Regions from separate parts of the Mus musculus genome. Here region 1 is linked to region 2. Evidence: chromatin loops called from intact Hi-C (ENCODE). Cell type or tissue: heart. All regions are shown on one strand.

The links. Peaks named below come from ENCODE experiments on the same cell type or tissue, not always from the same donor. Only the 100,000 strongest peaks of a DNase experiment are listed, where the experiment ranks them.
Region 1: a loop joins it to region 2, with 3.0 times the contacts of the local background. A loop is called at or near these places in 12 of 42 quality-filtered maps.

What each region holds. Positions count from the first base shown.
Region 1 is chr6:115,850,678-115,858,677 of GRCm38, forward strand. Mbd4 (methyl-CpG binding domain protein 4) reads right to left here and starts at 2,664. Exons shown (of 8, transcript NM_010774.2): 1 at 2,460-2,664; 2 at 1-162. The coding sequence starts at 2,533. Ift122 (intraflagellar transport 122) reads left to right here and starts at 2,851. Exons shown (of 29, transcript NM_001167763.1): 1 at 2,851-3,032. The coding sequence starts at 2,992. In heart, CTCF peaks have their summits at 2,582 and 3,955 (motif pointing left); DNase peaks (open chromatin) are centred at 2,814 and 5,894; H3K4me3 peaks cover 2,315 bases; H3K27ac peaks cover 4,727 bases.
Region 2 is chr6:116,124,977-116,132,976 of GRCm38, forward strand. All of the region lies in intron 3 of Tmcc1 (transmembrane and coiled coil domains 1), which reads right to left. Among named protein-coding and RNA genes, the nearest start is that of Tmcc1, 64 kb to the right of the region's middle. In heart, a CTCF peak has its summit at 3,906; no DNase peak of the experiment used is centred here; H3K27ac peaks cover 342 bases.

The DNA.
Region 1 (8,000 bases), 270 kb before region 2:
CTTTCCCATCCACACGGGACAGGCTTGTGGCCTTCTGTCGCTGTAGTACTAGACAGAGTAGAAGCAGTGGGCTCTTGGAGAAGGGAGCTGCGCTCACTGCTTATCACCAGGTCCTTTCCATCTTCTCCCACTCCTCCCAGTCCAACAGCAATATCTTCCTTGCTGGAAAAACAAAACCCAAGTGATGAACTTAAAATTGCTTTTACCCTGCTTCCTCAGTTTCTGCCCACAGCAGTATGAGACTGTATAAAATACAAATTAAAGTCAGTGAGCTAGTCTTGTGCCATGAGGATTGTCCAGCTCTAACAACTTCTTGTCCTTCAACATGAGTGTCCTCCTCCACCTTGATTTTCAAACAGGGTTTCTCTGTGTAGTCTTGGCTGTCCTGGAACTCACTCCATAGACCAGGTTGGCCTCCAACTCACAGAAATTTGCTTGCTTCTGCCTCCCAGATGTTGGGAAGAAAGGCATATACCATCACTGCCTAGCTCAACATGGGTTTTTAAATGTTAGGACTCTCCACACAGTATACCTGCTAAACTTTTTCTTAATTCACACTATAGGGATTCAATAAAGGATTCTGATAACAGTTGTTGGAAGTCTGAGATATGAGCCAGTAACTGAACTTTTCATCTGAGATCAGACAAACTGCTCAAATGAATCACCCCCTCTTTCCTGCAAACATGTAAGGGGAACACTTCACATATGTGTGCATTTTTGAGAACCAACAACTACCACTTTTGTAAAATAGCATGGCCCTCCAAAAGCTACATAATTTCTGGTAAGAACTTCCAGCTCTCTTTCAGTCTTGATTCTCATCACTTTGTGAGGTTAAAATGTACTCTCATTGGGTGGTGAAGAGATGGCTTAGCTGTTAAGAACACGAGCTACTCTTGCAGAGGTCCTGAGTTCTATTCCCAGCAACCACACGATGGCTCACAATCTTCTAACTGTAATCACATGGGACCTGATGCTCTCTTCTGGTATGCAAGACAAAGCACCCACACCCACACCCCATGTATATAAAACATATATATAACATAAATAAATAAATCTCTAAGAATTATTTTACTCTTATTGACAAATTGTGTGATAACAAAATCAAATCACCTGCAGAGTGGACCCCGAAACCTAGGCCCACCTAATACTTCTCCCATACTGTTATGGGGGGGGGATAGTTCCCACAAAACCTCCAGTGCAGTGGATCTCTTCCCCCTTTAAAGAATTTATTTATTCTTATTTATGAGCACCATGAAGGTGCTGAGGCCTGAATGGACTTAGATCCCCTGGAGCCAAGTTATAGATGGATGTGAGCCTCTGCTGTGGGTGCTGGGAACCAAACCCAGGTCCTACAGAAGAGCAGTAAGTGCTTTAAACAATTGAACTATCTCTCCAGTGTTTAGTACAGTGTATTTTAATCACTAAACTATACATTTTAAAAGTGAGGGGTTGGAGAGATAGCTCAGTGGTTAAGAGCACATATTCCAGGAGACTCCGTACCCACATCAGGCAGCTTATAACACCCTGCCTGCAACTCCAGCGCCAGTGAACCTGACACCTCCTCTGGTCTCCACCAACACCTACGTATATAGACAAACACATAAAGAAAAAAAAGTGGGTCTCTAGAGAGACCTTCTAACCCAACCTACTTTCTACAAATAGGGAAATAGGGACACTAAGCAAGACCTAGAGACTAACCACAATTAGAACCATGGCATTCTTAGATGGAATTTGGCGTTAGGTATCAGCTAGAAGGATCTTATAGGGAGACAAGGTAACTGAAACCTGAGGGAATCCCTACAAAACTGTTAGGTTAACAAAATGGGTCAAAACCCCAGCTCGCTACTTATTATTAGCTGATCTTCCAAAGAGAAAGTCACTTTGAGCTCAAAATCTCCGTTCTCCATCTGTAAAAAGGAAGTAGCATTAAAAAAAAAAAAGTTTTGTTGTTTGCTTTTGAGCCGGGAATCTTATGTACCATAGGCTAGCTTTGAACCCACGACGTACCAGAGACTCATCTTCAACTTCTGATCCTCCTGCCTCCACAGGCAGACGCCGCCAAGCCCGGATATTCGGTGCTGTCGCTCGAACCCTCGGCTTTGTGTTTACTACGTAAACACTACCAACTTAGTTAAATGCCCAGCCCTTAAAAGTGTTTGAGCGCCCAAGTTTTGGGACATGCAAATACGTGCATCATTTTAGCCCGGACACAACAGTAGCTTCCTCTGTGACTTGTCATAGGGCTATTTCTGAGGGTCCCTTCCGGCCCAGGCTAACCTGCTTGCATCACAAAACCTCCCTTGTCCTCCAAGCTCCCCAGTCAGTTCGGCCAAGGAATCGGGTACACCCTAGTCTTGTTCCCACAGGGCGACAGCTCTAGGTGCCACCTTGTGTTAAAGGTTAGGAAGACCCACACAAGAGCGACTCCTCTGAGGCCCGAGAGAGGTTTAATAACTTGCCAGCGATCCCAAGGCGGGTCTGGAACTAGGCTCTCTCCACGGACTCTGTTGTCCCCAAGGTTTGGGCTCTCCATCCCTGCTGCTTTGGTCCACTGGGGCGCAGCTGCAGCTCCAGGCCGAGAGGTGGAGTAAAACACAACTCAAACCACTGAGCCGAATCCAAACACCGACGTGAAAGTCAATCAACCCACACAGCAGCCTTCCCGCCACCGCTTCAGCTACAGATGCCACAGCCAGGGTCCCGCCAATCAAACCCTCTGTCGTCAAGACTCCCCGCCCCACCCACCTTTCCGGACCAATCGCTCGTGTCATACTTACGCTTCCGCCTCCTGCGTCCCTACGCGCCCGGCGCTTCGGCGGAGGAGGTGGGCTCCCTTTTGTACATGCGCACTTGGAGCTTTGGGAAACTCATGCGCGGTTCATTGCGCATGTGCGTTGCTAAGGGTAGCGCAGGTAGCTGAAGTGGTTTGTGGAAAGAAGCCTGTTGCTGCCGAGGCTGGGAGGAGGGGCCCGAAGCGTGAGGGAAACGGCGATGAGGGCCGTGTTGACGTGGAGAGACAAAGCGGAGCAGTGGTGAGGAGCGGGAACTTCGGGGATGGCGGGGAGGCGGCAGGAACCGGCGCATTGCCATGGCAACGGGCCTGCGGCCTGGACCGAGGACTCTGATTCCGTGCCTTCAACTTCCCAATGGAAGAGAAGCTGAGATTCCTGGAGGGGCATAGGGATCATCTGAGGGAGGCTGGAGCAGTTTATACGTCATCATCATCCAATTTCACTTCTCTCTTCTCAAAATTCCTCACCCACCAGTGTTTTCTCAGCTTCCTAACCATCCTCAAAGTGCCCACACTTTTGTTTATCTGACATTCTTTAAATTTCTCCTGTTTTTGTTGGTTTGTTTTTGAGATAGAGCCTCACTTTAAAGCTCTGGTTGGTCTGGAATGCACTATGTTGACCAAGCTGGCGTTGAACTCACAAAGATACATATGCTTCTAGCTCCCCAGTGCCGGGATTAAAAATTTTCGAGCAGGAACAAACAAAACGGTGTGAGTAACTTGCATCTCGGTTCTGAGCATTTCCACCTGAGCTGAGATCTACTGTGTCTGAAACAGGACATTTCCATGTACGGTCAGAGAAACATGTAAGATGCGATCAAGTCAAGACATCTCTTGATTGGGAAGTTTGAGGAGTATTTTCAAAATTAGTACTTAAGAGTGAGCTTAATTTAAAGCTTAATTTTAAATACTGAGGATTAAGGCTTAGTATTTAAGAGCACTTTGGATAAGTTCCAGGACAGTCAAGTCTACACATAGAAACCCTGTCTTTAAAAACAAAAACAAACGAACAAAAAAGAAAAAGAAAAAAATATATAGTAAAAAAAAATATTGGGCTGGAGAGATGGCTCAGAGGTTGAGAGAACTGTCTGCTCTTCAAGCGGTTCTGAGTTCAAGTCTCAGCAACCACATGATGGCTCACAACCATCTATAATGACATCTGGTGCCCTCTTCTGGCCAGCAGGTGTATATGCAGGAAGAATGCTGTATACATGATAAATAAATCTTTAAAAAAAAATCAAAAAGTGTTTTAAAAAGAGAGAATGACAATAGAATGACTCTGTCATCTTAATTAATTTGGTATGATTTGATATCCTATTCTATTTTGTCATTAAAATCCACCAGCCAGGAACACATTTCAGGAAATTCTGGCTTGACTAATTCTCAGCTTGACTCAGAGTCTTCTTAGATGGTCTGGTCTGTTCCCCACCACTGTCTGTCCTGAGACTTTTCCTTGTGAGACCTTTCCTGAGATCCTGAACGTCCCTCAAGGCTGGCTTTGGAGGAACTTGCACAAAGAGCAGCTAGTGCTGACATGATTCCAACACTAGCTAAGACCTTGTGCCCTTTACCTCAGTGTCTCTTCACAGCAGCTCTAGGTAGGTACTGTCATTATCTCCACTTTACAGATGAGAAAACTGACTTATAGAGAGGGCAGATAGGTACACATATCTGGGTGTGATGGAGCCAGCTTGCAAGCTCAGGCCACCCTGTTTCAAAGCCAGTTCTCCCAGGCTCTGATTTCAGTTAGGTGAGTCACGTGAATGGGTGGCCCTTACTTGTATTAAATAGAAGGGATTTCTGTTACTTGCGGGACATTTTTGTACACCCTGCTACTTGGAACGCATCACCTTGCCAGCGCCTTTCATTTTCATAAACACCTTTGAGGAGGTTAGCAGTAGGGTGCTCAGCAGTTGAAGGAATCTGCTGCCAAGGATAATGATCTGAGTTCGATCCCTAGGGCTCACATGGTGAAAGGAGAGGACCAAGTTGCCCTTTGACCTCCAAAAGTGCTCCATGGTACACATGCCTCAATAAATAGCTCAGCACTTAAAGAAGGCTTTGATAATACTTTTTTGAGACAGGGTCCCATGTAGCCCAGCTGGCCTTAGGCTTCTAGTTCTCCTGCCTCATCTTCAGCAGTGCTGAGGTAATAACAGAGTTTATTACTTGTCTCTTCACTCTAGTATAAGATTACCCACAGCCAGGGGTGGTGGTCCATGCATGTCTTTAATCCCAGCACTCAGGAGGCAGAGGAAGTTGGAGCTCTTTAAGTTTGAGGCCAGCCTGGTCTACATAGTGAGTTCCAGCATAGCCAGGGCTACACAGTGAGACAATCAAACAAACAAAAAGGAGCACCGGTGCACAAGGTGGCAGTCACTGGCAACCAAGCATTGGCTTCCATGTCAGAGCAATAGGGAGTAACAAGGGCTGTGGCAAACTGGAAGGCTCCCACTCTGCATGAAAGGGGCAGCTGCTGCTCTGCTCCTGCCAATTATCATGGGTAGAAATTTGGCCTAGTGTGTGCAGATCTTCCTATTTTTACCAGAAGCTAGGAATCTGCGTTTGAAGTGTGAAATGTCCTGATTTTTTAAATGTTGGCACCTAATTAGAAAAAAAAAAAAAAAAAACAAAGTAAAACACCATGTGAGCCAAGCAAAACATTTGCTGGTCAAATGCAGCCTGCTCTGCTCTGTTCTCAACCCCTGGCACAGAATTTTGTTCGTTCTGCTCTTGTGCTTAAGAGTCTGTTGGGTGTAAGAGTTATTTTTTAATCTGTTTATCCCAGAAGTCTTTTAACCTTGTAAAAGCAATGGCTGTATTTTGTTTCCAAATGTTTCTGGAGCCTTTTAGTATTTAGTGAGTAGATGTGTGTGTGTTCATGGAGGAATAAGTGAATGAAAGACCAGTAAGGACTGGCTACCTGCTTTTAGGGCTGTTACAGATTTGAAGCAGTCTATTAGAGCAGGAGGTGCAGAGATTCTGTAGGCCAGCAGCCTGATGATGGCTACATATGCCAGCTGACGTAATGGAAGGAAACAGAACAAAACTCACACCTAGATAGAATCCAGCCATCCCAGATGCCCTGACTAGCCCCGCCCCGACTCAGTCACAGGCTCCTGCTCTGTGCTTGTGCTTCTGGTCTGTTCTTCATCCAGCAAAAGAACTCACTCAGGTCCTGATACTGTGCTTCTGTTGCTCTGCTCCTCATAAACCCAGAGTGACCCCTTCCATGTCTTTTGCTGGGTGGTCCCCTGGCGTTCTTGCCTCTAGGCTTGCTAACATTTAGATTATGCCTTGGAGCTTAGCCAAAAACTCCATTTTCCTACCCAAAGATCCTTCTTAACTTATTCTTTCCATCTCCTCTCTCCCTCTTACTTCCCCTCCCCCTCTTTTGTTCTTTCTTTGTGTGTGTGGAATGTGCATGCATGTATGTATGCAGATGAACTTGACTGTGCATGGGCATGGGTAGGTCAGAGGTTGGCATTGGTATCTTCCTCTATTTCTGTCCACCTTATTTTATTACTTATTTTTTATGTTATGTAGGTAGGTGTTCTGCCTGCATGTATGCTGGGCACCACCTGAGTGCCTGGTATCAGCAGATGCCAAAAGAGGCAATCAGATCCCCTGAAACTGGAGTTACAGACAGTTGTGAGCCACCATGTAGGAGCTGGGAGCCCATACCCTCTACGAGAGTAAAGAGTACTCTTAAATCTTATTTTTTTGAGATAAGGGTTCAACGGTGAATTTGAATTCACCATTTAAGCTAAACTGGTTAGCCATCAAGCCCCTGGGACCTGCCTGTTTGCCCATCTTAGTCTCTGGGGTTACAGGTTTGACTTGTTGGCTCAGGCTTTACTTGGAATACTGGGGATCTAAACTCAGGTCTTCATGCTTGCTTGCAGAGCAAGCACTTTACCCAGTGAGCTATCTCCTGACCTCTAAATGCTTTCTCTCTTAATTTTTTCTTTCTGAACTTTTATCTTTCTTCCTTCCTTCAATATGCTGCTCTAGGTTCATCTCAACCACAGTGCCTTAGTAGGCTAGCCCACCTTATTCCAGGCAGGCTAGCCCACCTTATTCCAGGCAGGCTAGCTAGAATTGAGAGATATTGTGATTGATTGAGGAAGCTAGGGGTGTGGCTCAGTGGCAGAGAGCTTGCCCAGCATGTGTGAGGCCCAGAATTCTTAGCACCACATTAAAAATTTAATGAAGTGATATAATTTGTCTGAGATTGCAAATCCCTGCTACTCAGGAGGCTAAGACTAGGAGAACTTCAGCCTAGGAGAGAGCTCGTCTCAAAAAAAGTAGAGGGAAGTCTTGGGTCTCAATATGGGATTGTCGGGGGAAGACAAGAAAGAGTAAGCAGGGTAGCATGTATGCCTTGTAGTGGCTTTCAAGGGCACCTTGGGATTTCAGTATGCAGAGGATTTCAGTTGGCAGGGCTCACCTCTCATCTCTCAGCAGTGAAATCTGAGCATGCAGTTTTTCTTTTTCATAAAAGAGGACAAGTTGGGAAAGAGCCTGCCATGGTAGCACAGACTGACGGAGGGCAGTAAGTCTCCAGCCCTAGAGTATGCTGGCTGAGGCTAGATGGTCATGTGGAGAGAGCATTTGCCCTGGGTGGAATGTGCGAGTCCATGATAAAGTCTGCATCCTTACTAATTTGGGGGGGTCTGTGATGTTGTAATATTATTAAAACCCAGGAGTGGGGTTTAAACATAAAATCCTGGCAAGTTGCCAGTTATGATCAGTGTGTCAGGCCCCTGGTCTAACATATAACATAAAACTTGGTTATTGCCTTCAGGTTGAAGACAAGTGTATTAAGGAGGCATGTTATGAAACAGTCGAATACAGAAGGCTAGGTGCTTGAGAGTGAGACTGAGTTGTTTAGATTCTAAGTACAGCAAGAGGTGACTTGGGCATCAGACTGTTTGCTGCTCTTCTTTTTGGAGCTCCAAGTTTGGTTCCCAGCACCCATGTTGGACATTGCATAATCACAAGTTAGATATGTATGTTGTAAGTACTTCAGGACATCCAGAATGTGAACTTTAACATCTGGGAAGATTGTTCAGGCTTAGCCCAAATAAAGTAACAAACATGGAGATGACTTAGTAGGTAAAGGTCCTTCCTACCAAGACAGACAACCTGAGTTTGATCCCTGGGACCAACAGTACTCCGGAAAGAACCAACCCCTGCTAGTTGTTCT
Region 2 (8,000 bases):
TGTAGTGCAGTTGGTTGAGTATTTAGATATAAAGAACAAAAACAAATCAGCCAACAATAGTCTATTTTCTACATATACACATCATTTGAGGGGACGCAGTAGTGGCTTTCTGGCAATTTCACTGTGACTTTTTGATTGTAGATAGAAGAACAAATTGGAAACAGAGTTTTCCATTTTATCTAAGTTTCTTTTTATAAACTAACTATCATGTCTCAAACCTTTTGTCAATTACTTAAGATCAATATTTTCCTTTTTGTCGTTTTAGGAAAATTAGTTTGTAGTTCATTTAATTTTTTGCCAATATACTTCTTTTAAAGATCTTCCATAGCTTCTGAACTTAGAACATACTGTCTACTCTAGATGCACAATAAAAACCAGCCAATATTAAACTATCCGTGCTATGGAAAAAGCAGCAAGAACTTATCCACCGTTCTACTAGCACTCTGGTCATGAAGAAGTTTGACTTTTCCCTAGATCCTAATTAACTCATTAAAAAAATTTTTTTTTTAGATTTATTTACTCGGTTTTGCCTGCATATACATCTGTATATCAAGAGTATGACTAATTCCATGTGGAGATAATAAGACAGTGTTGGATTCCCTGGAATTGGAGCTTTGGATGGTTGTGAACTGCCATGTAGATGCTAGGAACCAATCCTAGATCCCCTGTGTTACACATTTCTTCTAGGCACTGATAAGTTACCTAGCAACAGCCATGGTTGCTATAAAAAGACTGGCCTCCCTTTCTCCCTCTCTGATCCCTTTCTCTTTCTCTGGCCTCCCTCTCTGGCCTCTCTTGTCCTTTCCCCCTTCTCTCCATGAATTCATGGCAGGCCAATTCCTTCTCCCCCCTCCCTCTCCCTGTCCTTCTCTGTCCCCTCTCTTTTTCCCCCTGTACTCCATTCTCAACCCCACTTCCCATGCTCCAAAATAAACTTCATTTTATACTAACCCTATTGTACAGCTGGTACCTTAGAGGGGATGCCTCAGCATGGGCCTGCTAAGGCCCTCCCTCCCTGCTGCATCAGCCCATGTTTTACAGAACTTACTACTCTGTATCAGCAGCAAGTGCTCCTAACTCCTAAGTCATGTCTCCAGGCCCTAGTTACATAATTTTAAGAGAGGCTATGGGCAGGTAAACAACCTTACAAAATAATATACCAACTATATCAGGAAAAGCTTGATCATTGAATGGCCTGTTAAAAGTCAATATTGTCAAGGCATATTAATAAGGTTACGTAAGTATGGATTTTGCCTTCATTACCATTTCTTAGTATAACTCTAAAATGTTGTATTGTGTCATGAGATTTCCATATGAATTCTCCACACCCACCCATACTCACAATGCATAAATACCTTCACAAACACTGCTTATTTAGCTGGTTATCACAGTAAATAAGATAGATTTTAGACATTCTAAATAACCCTTTGTTAATTTCTTTAGAAACATAAGCATATACAACATCACTACTCAAATTTTAATTATAGTATTAAAAGTAACTCTATAGCTAGGGAGATGTCTCAGCAGACTTAAGCCTCTGCTGCAAACCTCACAACCCACATGAGGCTAGATGTGGTGGATGCCAGCACTCTTCTGGAGAGACTGGGGGTGGGCAGAGACAGGAGACTATAGAGATATTTTCAAAGTCTTACCTATACACAAAGCAAGAGGCATACATTAATGTAAAATGTGTAGTAATTATGACTTTTTAAATGTCAAGGTTCAAAAGTGAAATCTTATCTGCTTAAATTGACCAGTGAGATCAAAGGTCATGCTGATGTAACAACCAAGTAAAATTTTAACACATATTTGTCAATTTCTGAAATACACACTTTGCTAAGTTCACTTCTGTGCCAACTTGCCAAAGCTGCCTGTTTTTCTTAAGAAAGTTATGCTGTGATCACTAATGAAAACAATTTATTCTAGAGATTGTCTTATATTTAATGTCTGAGCATTGTTTGTCTCTTTAAAGTGAGGCCTTGCCAGTGTTCTAGATAATAAGAATGGTGATCTCCTTGGGAAGCTAGTTTTCCTTCTAGCTTTTAAAACTCAAGGTTATGACAAAGGACCAAGGCCCTGTGAACAGAAACCACATTCATGTTAAATTCCTTTAGAGTTCCCTTTACCCTAAAGCATAGGACTTTTTTTTTTTTTTTTTTTTCCACTGAGACAGGGTTTCTCTGTATAGCCCTGGCTGTCCTGGAACTCACTTTGTAGACCAGGCTGGCCTCGAACTCAGAAATACACCTGCTTCTGCCTCCCAAGTGCTGGGACTAAAGGCGTGCGCCACCACACCGGGCTAGGACTACTTTTTAAGATAAAGGATAATAGGTTAAATTTAATTTTTTGTTTGTTTTCATGCAAGGTCTCTCTATAGAAGCTGAGCCAACTTCCAACTTGGATCCTCTTGCCTAGCCTCCCCAGAGCTGGGATTGATTATAAGCAAGCACTACTACGAATGGCTCAAAACTTAAAGAATGGACTCCAATTTGCTTTATATTAATCTTCATCCTAAAACTTGCTGTTTCTGGGGCTGGTGAGATGGCTCAGCAGGTAAGAGCACTGACTGCTCTTCTGAAGGTCCTGAGTTCAAATCCCAACAACCACATGGTGGCTCACAACCATCCGTAATGAGATTTGATGCCCTCTTCTGGTGCGTGTGAAGTCAGCTACAGTGTACTTATGTATAATAATAAATAAATCTTTAAAAAAAAAACCTTGCTGTTTCTGAACATAAGAAATATGATTCAGATTTGAAAGACAAACATATAACAAATCTACCTATGATGTTAAACTTTGCGCAATTCACTCATTTCTTTCATATTTTCCAATGTATTGGAATGTAAGTTTCTCAGGTATATCCTAAAGATTCTTTAGGTTTCATTGATATCCACTGTCATGTCTTTCATTTATCAACGTCAGTAACACCTTCTTTTACTTCCAATCAAACAACCACATTAAAGATTGACTTTTTTAAAAAAAGGATTGATTTATTTTGATTTTATGTATGACTATTCTGACTGCATGTATTTCTGTGTAACTCACTTGTATTGTGCTCTTGAAGGACAGAAGATGGAGTTAGATTTCCTGGAACTGGAGTGACAGGTGGTTGTGACCTATGAAGTGGGTGCTGGAAACCTGAGTCCCCTGCAAAAAGCAAGTGCTCCTACCTGCTGAGTCATCTCTCTAGCTCTATAAACAAAGTCTTCTGGGACCACCATGGACACACTGAACAGCAAGCCTCTCAGTGATTTCCTGACTCACCACAGTAACACTGCAATTACACATGTGCCCTACCACAACTGGCTTTCTGTGTGGGTTCTGGAATCTGAATTCAAGTTGTCTGGCTTGTACAGCCAAGTGCTTCTGCCCACTAAGCCAACTCCCTGACCTCACCACATTCACATTACATTATTTTAAATTTGTCTACAAAGGATGTAACTACACACTCCAGCTCTAAGGGCTAAAGACTAACAATCCCAAAGTTACTTAACTTGGTGATCAGTTGTAAGAGACCAAAATTATGTTTTCATTTTTAATTTATGGCCACTTTTCTAGTCGGTATTATTAACTGTCTATAAAACATTCCCTTGTAGGTATCAACAATCCAAACAATATTAAATATACAGAATATAAAGATCTTTGCTAGAGTTTATAAAAACTACACAGCATTTTTCCAATGTTAATTGAGAAAATAAATAGTACTTCCTTAAGGTTTCTAAGCAAATCTTATTGCTTAAAATTCCTTACCTTTTCCCATTTCAATTGTCAAACTCTACATCTTCTACTATTTGTTCCACAGCTATAGTAATCAAGTCAATTCAATTTACAAGAGCATATGCTTCATTCCTAAATCTCATTCCCTATTTCTCATCTCCTCCTGTACTGGCCTAGGACCCCACCTAGTGGACAGCAACAGGAATCACCCTTTCTACTTTTTCCCTGCACAAAACACTGGTTTACTAGATTAGTTTATTGGTTAACTGATACTATTCTAGCAATTTCTTTAACAGGTACTGTTTGGCTTTGAACCCTGGGACAAGAGACTGGGGTGCATATTTTACATATCAAAGCCGACCTGGCCTCCAGGTTCTCCCAGCATTCCTCAGTCCCTACCTGGCATACCCTGCCCCCAACCCTGAACTTCCCAGCCCATGGGCTGGGGCTGTCTTTTCCCCAGCAGCTCTTCCCTATAATCCAGATAGTTTGGGTCCCTCCCACACCCCACATCTCCTTCTCCCTCTCTCTGTGTGGTGCCATTTCTCTCTTTCTCTTCCCTTTCCCCACTTCTCCCCCTGGACTTTCCTGGATCAGTCCTTGGGGCCAGTAAACTGGACAACCTGAGAAACTTCTCAATAAACCTGAATTTAATAAAATATAATGTGGCTTGAACTGGCTCATTACACTGGCAAAGAAATAACTTATCACATATATCTCCCTCAAAACACTTACTGTTTATATATTATATAATATAGCAGTGAATATACTACTATAACATAGTATAGCTACTATAATATAATAGTATATAATATATATAATAATATATAATATATATATATTATAGTAGTTAATCCCAAAGAGCACCCAACTACAGCCTAATAAAAATAGTACATCTCTTAATTTTGTCTCTAAAAGGGAAAAGAGAATAGAGAATTCTAAAACAAATAGTGAATTCTCAACTTCAATAACAAGGATCAATGACTCCAAATTTTTTTCTTTAGAAGATCCAAGATTTGCATTGACCTTTTCGTGTCCCTCTAAGTTTGTTCTCAGAAACTTTGATTTCTTTCTATTTTATAAAAGCAGCAGAGTGTAAAGGACAGATTCTTGCTGCACTTACTATGTGATCACACTGTAGCACGTAGCACAGGGTGCAGACAGCATTCTAACAAGATATTAGAAGAATGGCTTTTTGGCCTACAGTGTCAATCTTCATATATACCATTTCTTTCTAACTGAAATTTAGAGTGGCTTTACCCATAGGAACAATTGTGCTTCATGACCGTCACCTCACAGCTAAGCTCTCTGAAACCTTAGCTAGATTTTCTTCTGTGTTATTCCATTATGAATAAAACTAGAAAAAAAAACTCTCTTGTATTTTCAAAATTTACTTATAACGGTTTTTTATTATAATATTAGTATAATATATCATTTCCTCCCTCTAATCCCTCCCACATATCCCCCCTTTACTCTCAAATTCATGGTTAATTATTGATACTATATATATTACATACACTTTATTCCTAAACACAACCTGCTTATATTATGCTACTTATGGTATTATTATGCTATCTATGATATCAGGGATAACTACTTGGTATTAAATAACCAATCAGGCGGGCTCTTCCAATTTCTAACTACATGCTAAATATCTGTTCTTATATCTATAGATAGATTTAGTTCTCACTCCTCATTAAAGAAACACACTTTTTTTTTTTCTTTTTCTTTTTTCGAGACAGGGTTTCTCTGTGTAGCCCTGGCTGTCCTGGAACTCACTCTGTAGACCAGGCTGGTCTCGAACTCAGAAATCCGCCTGCCTCTGCCTCCCGAGTGCTGGGATTAAAGGTGTGTGCCACCATTCCCCGCTCAAAGAAACACATTTTTGTAAGAGACAAATTATTACAGAAAACTACAACCAATCAAAATACAGAAAACAAGAGATCACATTGTGACCAATACAAATTACATCTGTAATAGAATTCCTGTACCTAAGGCTTAGGGATCATATCAGAAGAGGAGGAGGAAGATTGTAAAGATCTGTCAGAGAAGCTACAGGCCCATGAAGTCTTATCAGACAAGCCCTGAACACCAAGGGACATAACTAACATAGAAGGGATCTCAGCCCTAGACAGCTACGGGCAACCAGGAAATACTAAGAAGAGGAAAATTTATCTCCCTCAAGGAAGAATCTCTAATTTTCAACATGCAAGTCCCTTTCAGAAAATTTTAGTACTTCTCTATTTCCAATCACATTATCAAACTAATTTAGCTTTCCACTCACATTGCTCAGACCTTTATTCCTAAGCTAAAAAATTTAAATTTAGTTATGTATATTAATTTTTTCTCTATGTCTCCTGAAGTTCTGCTTATTCTATGTAAGGTATAAAGAATTAACTTACATAGCCCTAGCTTTCCAGGGAGCAACTAAGTATTTGTACTGCTTTTGGGCCTCTTAGCTAAGATTAAATCTTAAAATGAAGTCTTTGTTATAAGAAAAGATTGGTTGATTAAGAGATCCAACATAGACCTTGGGGCTCCACATATATACTCAAAAGAATCTGATCTATGGGTAGTATTGACATTTTGTTGAAGTTCGAGTGTTAGCATTTTGAATCTTTATAAGCTTATCTGTGGCCACAGCCATGTATGTTCTAAGGTATTTCTGGTAGAAGGACTGGAGAGATTGCTCAGTGGGTAGAGGATATTTTCTGTGAAACCTTGAGGACCTGAGTTCAAACCCCCAACTCTAGAACCCAGATTGGACGCGGGCATATGTGCATATAAACTCCATATAGAGAGCCCAAAAGCATTTTCTGTGTGTTCATAGGTAAGGATCAGAGAATTATCAAAAATATTGCAGGAGAACTATAAATGCAAACTATTAAAATTGAGCCAATTTTATAAAACAGCCAATTTAAAAAAATCAAAGGGTTTAAAATAAAACCATCTAAATTTTCATAACTAAATGCCATTTGCTAATATTTTATTATATATAAATTTTATAAATTACAGAAAGAAAAACTATGACATTCTTGTACACAGAATACAGTAGCTAGAAAACATACCCATCTAAGGCTGGGTGTGGTGTCAGACACCTTTAATCTCAGGAAGCAGAGGCAGGTAGACCTCTGTGAGTTCAAGGATAGCCTGTTCTCCAGTGAGTTCCAGGCCAGTCAGGGCTACACAGTGAGATCTGTCGCAAATAAATAAATAAATAAATAAATAAGAAAGATTACTTAAGCTCTGAAACTTTCTGGTTGTGAAACAAGTTAGTTATGAAACTATGAGCATACTTAACTTCCTATGTTTCTGCTGTCTCATCAACAACAATGAAAAAACAAGCTATCAAAGCCAAGTATAGGGCTGTTTGAACATCAAAGAGAAATTTACATGTGTTTAAACATACTTCCTGCAACATTATAAGCAAATAAATGAATAGCAGCTATCATTTTGAATATCATTACATACCATAAGGTCCACTCCTAACTCTTAATTTCAAGGATTATTTTTAAGACAACTATATTGTAATGTATTTTCATATTCTCTAATATATAAAATGCATAAACGAAAATATTACAGCAAGGTATATCACAGTATTATATAATCAGTAAAAATTTATAGTGAAATTGTGATATAGAAAAATCACAGTTACAGTTTTAAAAAACTCATTATTGAATGAGTTTCTGGTTCTACTTTAAGAATTAATAATACTGAGAAAAAAAGGTTTTTAATTTCCTCAATTGTTTTTCAAACGCAAGTACTATATTAAAAAAAAATCCTACTAAAATTTTGTCAAGAGCTATTTTTATTCTTCTTTTCCTTTCTACATTTTCAAAGTTTTTTACACTGAGCACATTTCTTTAGAGTTCAAAACATTTAGTTTTTAAATTTTAAGTACAGAGCACTTTTGAGAAAAATTGCTTTTGTGAACTCATTTAAAGATGATTCTCTAACTGATGTGAACTGACCAAGTTTATTCTGCCCATCTGTATTACAGACATATGTGGAGATGAGACAACTAATTTAATACATTTGTAACAAATAGTTTGAGTATGTTAAAACGGTTTTTCAATAGGGAAAAATTGATCCCAGTAAACAAAAAGGGAAACCAGAACCACTGGGCTGGGTAGTTGAGTTGTTAAAGTGCTTGCCTAGAATACAAGGACCTGGGTTTAATCCACAGCACTGGATCAACTGGATATGGTAATGCAGGGTTAAAAATCCTACCACTTGGATTGAGTGATAGTGGTGTACGCCTTTAATCTCAACACTCCAGAGGC